2 separate regions of the Mus musculus genome follow, and region 1 is linked to region 2. The links are chromatin loops, found by intact Hi-C in ENCODE. Cell type or tissue: left cerebral cortex. All regions are shown on one strand. Region 1 holds the start of Tcta (T cell leukemia translocation altered gene). Region 2 holds the start of Qrich1 (glutamine-rich 1).

Region 1 (5,000 bases), 210 kb before region 2:
TTTTGCCTACGAAGCAAAGCCAAGAAAGTCAGAGTCTATGGGAGAACTGGCTTTCTTTCTAAATCTCAGAACTGGCCAACCTCGAGATTCCTCTTAGAAGGACCAATTTCTCTAAGATTACATCCCCAAGGGGATGACTAAGTCAGGAAAAAGCCAAGGTGAGAAAGGGACCACTGACCTCCTCAACCAAAATGTTTCTAAGCAATGACCCTTGACAAGAAGTCTTTCCTTTTGTTAAGAGACAAACTTCACCTGCCCAGTACCTGAAGCTGTTGGAGGCAAGGCTGAGGGCAGTGGAGGCTCACCCTGGAAGCATCATGGTACTCCAGTCCCCCAACCCCAAGCCCTCTGCAGTTGTCCAAGGGGTCTGGACAGCAGCAACAAATAGCATAGGAGCCAGCGGACCCAGCGATATCTCTGGAGACCCTTCTGCTGCTGCCTTCCCTTATTCTCTGTGCGTTTTGAGAGCTTCATTTGCTGCTATCTCCCTGAAAGTAATGGAGAGAAGCAAGGTTATTTCATCGATCGCGGAACAGTCCCTGACATTGGTTCTTCCTTTGCTCCTTCTTGGCTAAGCTGGGCTCAGTACAGCTTATAGTAGAATCTAGACTTCTTTACTAATCTCTTGTAGTCCCTGCTGGGTCTACTATTCTCCTACCTTATGGTGCTTAGCTAAGACAGTGGTCACCTTCCTAATCCATGTATTGCTTTCACTCTTGAAGCCCTTTGTCGACTTGCCATAAGAAGAAGCTTATAAAGGCAAATTAGATCAGGCAACTGTCCTGCTGAATCAGCCCCTCAACTGTTCCTTCTGCCCTTGTGCTCCAAGTTCACCATCACAGCCTGATCTAGTCTCCTAAAGTTACATTTCCCCTTGCTACTGGGTCTTGTTTTATCTATTTCTTTTTCTTTTCTTTTCTTTTTTTTTTTTTTTTTTGGTGTTTTGAGACAGGGTTTCTCTGTGAAGCCCTGGCTGTCCTGGAACACACTCTGTAGACCAGGCTAGCCTCGAACTCAGAAATCCACCTGCCTCTGCCTCCCAAGTGCTCAGATTAAAGGTGTGCGCCACCACTGCCTGGCAGAGTCTGAGTTGTCCTTGTTTTCTGGTGTACTGTGACCTCTGCCGTGTGGTAGAAGCTCAGAGATTAGCTGAATGAAATGTCCTGATAAGTAAGCTGTTGTTTTTAGAGATTAGGAGGTTGACTTGATGAGGTCGTATGCTAAGAATAGAGACTGTTAGGCTGGGGGTTATAGCTCCAGTGGTACAGTACTTGCCTAGAATAGATGTTCTTGCCTTCCTAAAGAAAGACTTCCCAACCAAGGGATTTGTTTTCAATAGACCTGGCACATCACCTTTCTGAAATTAAGGTAACACCACCATCCATCCCCACTGAACATGCTGATGAGAGGCTCTAAAGCCACTGGGAACCCCCAACTGGAATCCTGAGCTCTACCATTAGCCTTGAAGGATTCTTGCACAGCCACTAAGCTGGTGCACTCACATGCTGAGAGTTCTCTGCCTGTCAAGCATGGGGTTGGGATAGACAGAGATTTACTCACCATGAAGAGAAATGTGTGGAGCCATCAGGTGTGGATCCATTCTGGCCACCCAGACCTGGAGGCAGGAACACACCCATAGCTGCAGGAGGCTGAGGGTGGGGATCTGAGCAGGCAATAGCCCAGGTCAGGTCAGGGGCCACTGGTATAGTTTAATAGAGATTGAGGCTGGGATACTAGGGACTAGTGGTATTGTCCAGGAAGGGTTTTGAGAAACAGTTAACAACGTGATGATGGGCATGAGGGGCTTGTGGTGTAAAATGGTACGGGGTTGTAAGTCTGGGTACAGTGAGGCTCCTGGAGGACCAGTGGTAGTCTATGTGGACACAGGAGAACCCAATGGTACAGTATGGTGGTGGTAGGGACAGCCGGGCCAAGGAGGTTCGTAGGGAGCCTCACCTGGACGGTGATACAACCCGGTCACTGTGTTCCCGTAGAACCCCCAGGCCAGCTGGATGCCCAGGAGACTTAACACCAACCACAGCAGGAGCAGCTTGAAGAGAGTCACTCGCATGTCTTGTGTCTCCCACTCCCGCAGAAAGTCGCTGCCCAGGGTGCCCAGCGCTCCGAGCACCGTGGCGGGCAAAGCTTGCAGAAACTGCCCGGCCCAAGGCTCCGCCATGACTGGCCAGCGCCCCACCGGGAGTACTGTCACCGTAGTTCTTACTGCGCAAGCGTATGGTCTTCCGGGGTTAGGCCTGTCAGTGCGCACGCGTAATACAAGGCAAGGAAGATCTACTTCGCTTGCGCGAAGTGTTGGCAGTTTGGGGAGGGGTTTTTAAAACCGCGCAGGCGCACCCAGCCCCACCCTGCTTGCTTAAAGGATGAGTGATTCGGTGAGGATAAAATAGCAACTCGCTCTTTTATAGCCCCGGTGTTCCCGTCATGCTCCACGCGTCTGCCATGATTGGTTAAGCGTCTAGCTCTCAGGGCGTGGATGCGTTCTTGAGCAATCGTGGCTGAACTGAGAGTGTGCGCGCGTGCGCGGGGCCGCGACTGGCGCCAGCTCGAGCCCGCAGGGCGCTCGGGGCCGCGCACGTCGCTCCCCGCCCTCCCGCCACCGCCCGCCCTCGTTCGCTCGCGCTCCCCGCCCGCCGCCCGCGGTCCTCCGTCGGTTCTCTCCATAGCCCGCCGTCTCCCACGGAGCTGCCCGTCCTTGGCTCGGAGCTCGCGGACTCGCGGACAAGCGTCCTCAGCGCGAAGAGGCCGGACTCGGAGTCCTCGCCTTGAGGTGAGCAGGAGCATTTCCCTCCAGCCGCCTCGGCTCCGGGCCCGGCTGGTCGGCTGATCGGCAAGCACTTTTCCGGCCTCCGGCCCGTCGCCTGCCCGCGGTCGCGCCCCACCTGCTGCTCTCGGCCCGCAGCCCCTCGCCCCGGCCCCTGACCTGGGGCCCCGCGCCCGAGGCGGCGGCCCCGCCCGCGCAGTCCCCGGAAGCGCGCCCCGCCGCCTCCAGTCCCCCTTCCCCCGCCCGGCCGGGCCTGGTGGAGCCCTAGCCGCCCGCCCTCCTCGTCGCTTCCTCTCAGGGTTGCGCCGGGCTGGGCGGGGGCTCCCGGCCGGTCCGCGACCGCGCTGGGGTAGCCTGCCACTGCGAAGCGCGTGTGGCTGTCGGGAGTTGGACTAGGCAAGAAACTCTTTTACAACTCCATTTTGCCTTTTGCATTGAACGTGGATTATTAATCCCGTTCTATACCGGGTGAAGACAGTGAGGGTTTGGGTGGATTTTCTGTTTTGAGTGCCGTATTATTGGAGATTGTGTAAGTAAAAGATTGTTTTGAAATCTTAGCGGTTATGACTCTATGGGGGAAGGTATTTTCCAGTCGAAAAAACACATAATAATTTGGCGAGGTTGCATCAAAATAGATGCATTTCTGCTTAAAGTTATTACTTCAATTAAGAATCACTGATGGGTTCCCCTTTTCAGGTCGGTTTCGTAAAATTGCATTTTTTGCAGGCAAGTTGATTTAAAAAAAAAAAAGTTCATGTTTAGTAGCTGATAGTGGAAAATTTGACACCATTTTTTTTCTTTTTTGCCCCAGAATTGGTTCTACTTGTATTTTCTAATAGTCATCACTAAATTTTGACCTATTAGTTATTTATTTGGTTTTGTCTTCTGGTATATTTTGAAATAAGTGCTTTTTGCATGTTATATATAACATTATATATGTATAATATGTAGTACACGTATAATGTACATCCCCCATGCCAGTCTGAAAGGGGAAAACTTATATTTTAGGATGCGGTATGTGGTGAGAATTTTTAGCCACTTAGTGTCACGTGCCCAAATGTGTATGTACCATGTGGAATGTTTTTTTCACCTTTCATTGGCTAGTTTGAGCATTTGACTCACGTATTATTAAACTAAGAAAACAAGATCAGGTCTTAATATTGAAGACTCTGAGATGTTGTTTGGAGTATTTCTCCGGAGCAGTGACGTTTCTTAGGGACATAAAATATATGGAGCTTGTTTTTTTCCTATTTTATTTTCCTCTTTGGTGTTGGCTTGGGACACAGTGAACAGGTGCTGTATCTCTGAGCTGCATTTCAGCCTTACAACTTGGGATCAAACTCTAGTGCTCAACTTACATAGCTTCTACTCAAAAATCTACTGAACAGGAGAATAGGAACATCCACTCTACTGATTGTACCCCCAATAGATGTAGTATTTTAGACTGGGGAGGAAAAAAAAAACTTTAGGATTTACAAACCAATTCCGTTTGTAGGTGTGGGAACTGAGCTTAGGGAATTTTTTTCTCTTTCCTTCTGTGTGTGTGTGTGTGTGTGTGTGTGTGTCTGTCTGTCTGTCTCTCTCTCTCTTTCTTGAGAAAGGCTTATTACTCCGCAGAGAGAACAGTGGGTGTGATAATACCAGAAGAACCACTGACCTAAGACTTAATTTAAAAAAAAAAAAAAAGACACTGGGTCTGACCTGAGACCTGGAACTTAATTTGTAGATAAAGCTGGTCTCTAATTTCCACATGCTCCTAGTGCTGCCTCCGGAACAGTGCTGGGATCACTGGGTGTGTGCCACCATTCCTGCTGAGACTTAAAATGTTTGAAGGTCATACATCTAGTTAGACTACAACTATTTTTTTTTCTGTTATTCTCCATGTGCTGTCAGTTAAAATCAGAATTTCCAGGTTACTTCAGGTTCTTTACCATGCAGATTATGCATATTTGGGAAACAAATTTCATGTTTTTGTAAGTAGTTCCTTTCTGGCTAGGCCTTGCCTTTGAGTGTGTTGGTTTTCTTAAGGACCGGGTTTTGAGAGTTTACTGTTAGCAAAGATAAGGTAATGAGGTCCAGCTAGAATGTTTTCAAGACTCCTTTGAGTCAGTTTTAAATGGAATTGGTGAGAATTTGCATGTATCAAGTAGACCATGGTCTGTACATGTGTGAGAGTGGTTTTGTTGGAGTGATTTCATAGTCCTTTAAAAAGTCCATC
Region 2 (5,000 bases):
GTGTGGTCATGGGGTCTGCCAGAGGTTGTAGCTCTTGTGGCATGTGCTGTTTAAGATCTTCTGACCACCCTCTTATCCAAAGGGACTGGGACGATCCACGGCTCTTCACACTCACTGCCCTACGACGACGGGGTTTTCCACCAGAGGCTATCAACAACTTCTGTGCTCGGGTATAATTCAGTAGGCTTAGTGGGTGAAAGCAGGCTGGGTGTGGCCCTTTTACTTGTGGTATGACTGATGAGTTTTCCTACCAGGTTGGGGTCACAGTGGCACAGACCACAATGGAACCTCATCTTCTGGAAGCCTGTGTGCGTGATGTGCTGAATGATGCAGCCCCACGTGCCATGGCTGTTCTAGAGCCACTACAAGTTGTCATCACCAACTTTCCTGCTCCCAAGGTGGGCCTACCTCTGTGTGTGTGTGTGAGCATGTGTGAATGCCGAGTATCTGAGATAACAGCTATCTGTCTCCTGCTACAGCCCTTGGACATCCGAGTGCCAAATTTCCCAGCTGATGAGACCAAGGGTTTCCACCAGGTTCCTTTTGCTTCCACTGTCTTCATTGAGAGAAGCGACTTTAAGGAGGTAAGTGGGGTTTACTGCTAGGTCTATTTTTAATAGCCTCTCCTTCCTGCTTTACATGAGCCAATCCCTAACAAACATGAGGTTGGGAGAAGCCTTGTTCTTGGATGATGTTTGCAGCTTCTGTATCTTCCATGCTTCTTTTCTTTAGGAGTCAGAACCAGGCTATAAGCGCCTAGCTTCGGGCCAGCCTGTGGGCCTGAGACACACTGGTTATGTCATTGAACTGCAGAATATTGTCAGGGTAAGAGACAGCTGCAGTCTTTCTGTACAGTGCCTGCTAGGGCCAAGATTGTGTGTTGCTAACAGTCTTCATGTTGGTCCCTGGTCTGATTCCATCTTCCTCACTTCTAGGGCTCCAGTGGCTGTGTGGAACGCTTGGAGGTGACCTGTAGACGAGCTGATGCTGGAGAGAAGCCCAAGGCCTTTATTCACTGGGTATCACAGCCTTTGGTGTGTGAGATTCGCCTCTATGAGTGCCTGTGAGTGAACATAGCTGGAATTGAGACTGTCACAGGATGGGAATTGCATGCTGTGGCTCTCCAGCAAGGGCCTGACTTTCACTCTGGCTACAGATTCCAGCACAAGAACCCCGAAGACCCTGTTGAAGTGCCTGGTGGATTCCTAAGTGACCTGAACCCGGTAGGCTCATAGAATGTGAGGTGAGGGTGGTGGGCTTCTGAGCTGGACAGCCACTTGGATTCTCTGTCTGCAGGCGTCACTACAAGTGGTAGAAGGAGCATTAGTGGACTGCTCTGTGGCTTTGGCAAAGCCCTTTGACAAGTTCCAGTTTGAGCGCCTTGGGTACTTCTCTGTGGATCCAGACAGCCATCAAGGACAGGTGCTTAATTTGACCCACCTATACCCTTCTGTGTACTGATGGTGGAAGCTGTTCACTGTGATAAACACTCTCCCTACATCCCCTTAGCATTCTCCAAATAAGTTGGGAGGGACATTCATTACTTTCCAGTTAAGTCCAAGCACAAAATTTTATAGGGCTCTAACTTTTTTTAAGATTTATTTTATTTTATGTTAGTATGCTGCTGCTGTCTTCAGACACACCAGAAGAGGGCATCAGATCCCATTACAGATGGTTGTGAGCCATCATGTTGTGAATTGAACTCAGAACCTCTGGAAGAGCAGTCGGTGCTCTCAACTGCTGAGCCACCTCTCCAGCCCCGGCCCTAACTTTTTTACTCTTCAAAGTAGCAGGCAAGCTTAGAGTTTGTCATAATCCTCATGAAACTAAGGCACAGCACAGGCATCTAGTCCTTTATCTGAAATTACAGAGTTATTGACAACCTTGGTACCTCACCTCCATGATACCTCACCTCCTAGGTGATGAAGGGGAAGTAAGAAGCCCGGTTCGGGGTTGTTGGTCATTTTTCTTCTACTGCCTTTCAGATTGTCTTCAACCGAACTGTCACACTAAAAGAAGACCCAGGCAAAATATGAACTGAATACATGTGGCCCTACCTCATCCTGGAGGCTGGGGGTGCCCTTCAGCACTCCACACTCCGTTTCAATAAAGAATAACTAAATCCCTCTGGCGTCTCTCTGTTGTCTGCCTTTCTAATATCTGAGGACCCTGGAGAAATAGTTTGTTAGCTGGCAGTGGTGGGTCTCATATGTCTTCTGGAAGAATGCACTTCCCCAGAAAAGAGCCAGCCACAAAGTCACTACTGCACTTGGTTCTCAAAGGCAGGTGCATGGCTGGAATTAGCTCAGCACTTACTATGATAAACCTGAGAACCCCAGAGATGCTGTTGCACAGTCACCAGTCCTATGGAGGGATCTAGGTTTGTGTCTTTGTGGCTAGAGATCAAGAGACACATGACCCCCCGTGTGATCATTTAGAAAAAAGCCCTGTCAACTATTTAAGCATAGTGAGATAAATCATGAATGCTGTTGTGGCCTTTCCAGTTTGGGGACCCCAGCAAACTCCCTGGATGTCTATACGGTGCTGAGATGAGATTCCTGGCTATGCTGGCCCTTGGATTGGACCCCGTCTCAGAAATTGACTTCTGAAGAATTTGAAGATTAGAGTTTGCTAGGACAGGAACAAGTGCAGAAGGCACTAAGGTTTGCCCCAGACTGAGGGCCCCCTGGGTTGCTGGGAGCTTCTGGTGAGGCTGTAGGTGAGTGCCTGCAGCTTTAAAGCCTTCCACATTTTCCCTGTATACAAACACTAGGCTACCCAAGGCCTGCTTTAAGGTGGACCTGACTGTGGCAAAGCGATCTCAGATGAGAGGTGGTGCTGGGGGTTCCTGAAGCTGTTTTCTCCCGTGCACTAACGCCCCGAGCGCTTCCCAGGCGCGGCACAATGGTTAAAGCTGCGCCCAGTTCAGGGGTTTGAAAGGGGGCCACCTTAACCACGAGGCCGAGCTAGGCCCGGCCCCGCCTCGCGTGGAACTGTGCAACTAGAGGAGGCGCTAGCGGGACACCGTAGGTGGCTTCAAAAAGCATGCTTTCAGACCCAGGGCAGGGGCAAAATACCCCTGGATGCTGAACCCCGGGCCTAAGCCCCGCCCCGCATGGAGGGGTGCCCATGGGCGTGGCGCTCCTTCCCACAACGAGGGGTACGCTCTCCACTCCAACCGGTTCCCTCTGTGGCTGCAGCGTTCCCTTTAAGCCTGGCAGGCAGCTCTCGCGGGATCCGACGCTCCGGTTCTCGCGAGAAGGGCCTTCGGCTCCCATTGGCCGTGAGGGCTGAATGTAAGATGGCGCCCAGGGAGCTGTGAGGAGAAAATCCTGTCGGTCTCGGAGCGGCGACGGCAGAACCGAGGCCCCGGGCGGTGAAGCGGGGCCGGCGGGTAGAACGGAGGCAGCGGCGGCGGTGACGTCGCCGGGTGAGGGCTCTGGTGAGGGCGGGGACGCAGCAAGGCTCTGGCTCGAAGGCGGCAGGCCCACCCTACACAACGGCGGGCGGGCGGGGGCGGGCGGGCCGCTGCCGCTGGGCCCAGGCGACCTCAGGGCGGCTTCAGAGCGGAGAACGTCCCTCGGCTCGCGAGCCTCCGCCCCACGGGTGGGGGAGGGGCGGGCCTGAGGGGCGGGTGGGCGCGGCGCACGGGGGCGCGCGGAGGCGCGCGCGCACGAGCGTGGCTTTTTTTTTTCTTTTTTTTTTTTTTCTCATTTTTCTGCGCGCGCGCGTGCGTTATCGTGCGCGCTGTGCGGTCCTCTCGTTGCGCGTAGCCGCCCGACGTGCGCGTCCCCGTTGGCTCTCAGCTGTGGCCCGTGGGCTAGAACGGCTTCCGGGGCGCGCGCCACCCCGCGACCCCCCGGTTTTGCGGCGCGCGCCCTGCTGTTGGTCGCTCACGCTGTCCGGAGTGCGCGCCGGACGCCCCTTCCAAGAGGAGGGCAGACGGGCGGGCGGGCGAGCGGCCTGGCGGACGACCGACCTGCCGACTGGGGAAGGTTGAGGGTTGGGCCCTTGTCCTCGTGACGTCCGGGGCAGCGGTGGCCTAGGTCTGCGGAGAAACATAGCGGCTTTGCGGTCTGGCTTGCGGCTCCGCTCCTCCGGGAGGCGGACAGGAGTGCTCGTACTAACTGAAGAATGCTGTTACTTAAGCGAGGCCCAAGGACTGGGTGGGTGCTTGGGGAGGGTGCTGCTCTGCTTGGGAAACCGAGTCCTGCTGGCCGGAGAGGGCATTGGGTCCCCATGGGTTTCCTCACCTTGTACTGGTGCTTTGTGCTGAGGAGAGAAGGTTACCATTACCAGGCCCCGCTTTTCTTCCATTAGAACCGATTCTTCCATAAGCGCAGTTGATACACGTCACCTCTGTGCGCTCCGGAAAGAGATCCTCCTCTGTATATGGTATCAAACTCTCGGAGCTCTAAAATTCCGCTTTAAATCCTCACTTAAATGCAGCCTCCCCCCCCCCTTTTTTTTTTCCACCTCCGCGTGGGTGGGAGGGGCTTGCCTTTCTGTTCTTGATAAGGGCTGTTTCTTAACCTTGATTAACTTGATCAATGCTTTGCCGGTTTTTTTCTTTGTAATTTCTAAAATGTCCAGCAAAAATTTCTAAAATCTGCCTGTCACTATAAAAACTATGTAACTGAAGTTCTTCTCAGCTTTTTTTTTTCTTTCCACATTTTGTTTCAGTGCTGTGATCTTCTATCTAGGAAATTCTAGGTTTGTGATGGAGAAATACACAGCTCTTTTTTTCTAAGACAAAACATCTGCTAGTTTATTTTTACAATTTTGTTACATTAAGCCTGAGGAAAAGCAAGCTAAAAGGATTTTTATTCCTTTTAGTAGCAACCAAACTTTGATAGTAATGACTTTTTTTTAATATACTGTATTTTTTTAAGAACAAAGTTAAAACTTAAAAAGAGGCTGAGGATGGAAGGAACTTCTTTGTTCTATCTTCTTCAGAATGTTAGAAGTCTTAAGAACTCAGGACAAGCAGCAGACATACA

What was found. Hi-C counts contacts between places; a loop is a spot of excess contacts. Peaks named below come from ENCODE experiments on the same cell type or tissue, not always from the same donor. Only the 100,000 strongest peaks of a DNase experiment are listed, where the experiment ranks them.
Region 1: a loop joins it to region 2, with 5 times the contacts of the local background. A loop is called at or near these places in 2 of 42 quality-filtered maps.

What each region holds. Positions count from the first base shown.
Region 1 is chr9:108,303,766-108,308,765 of GRCm38, forward strand. Tcta (T cell leukemia translocation altered gene) reads right to left here and starts at 2,394. Exons shown (of 3, transcript NM_001311156.1): 1 at 1,957-2,394; 2 at 1,561-1,615; 3 at 1-488. The coding sequence starts at 2,179. The coding sequence ends at 446. Rhoa (ras homolog family member A) reads left to right here and starts at 2,395. Exons shown (of 6, transcript NM_016802.5): 1 at 2,395-2,788. In left cerebral cortex, a CTCF peak has its summit at 2,773; DNase peaks (open chromatin) are centred at 2,396 and 3,021; H3K4me3 peaks cover 3,254 bases; H3K27ac peaks cover 1,628 bases.
Region 2 is chr9:108,513,811-108,518,810 of GRCm38, forward strand. It overlaps Qars (glutaminyl-tRNA synthetase), which reads left to right. Exons shown (of 24, transcript NM_133794.2): 17 at 83-170; 18 at 255-398; 19 at 480-584; 20 at 733-825; 21 at 936-1,063; 22 at 1,157-1,223; 23 at 1,297-1,422; 24 at 1,986-2,131. The coding sequence ends at 2,036. It overlaps Qrich1 (glutamine-rich 1), which reads left to right and starts at 3,277. Exons shown (of 10, transcript NM_175143.5): 1 at 3,277-3,430. In left cerebral cortex, CTCF peaks have their summits at 3,001 and 4,195; DNase peaks (open chromatin) are centred at 3,187, 3,793 and 4,227; H3K4me3 peaks cover 2,576 bases; H3K27ac peaks cover 2,205 bases.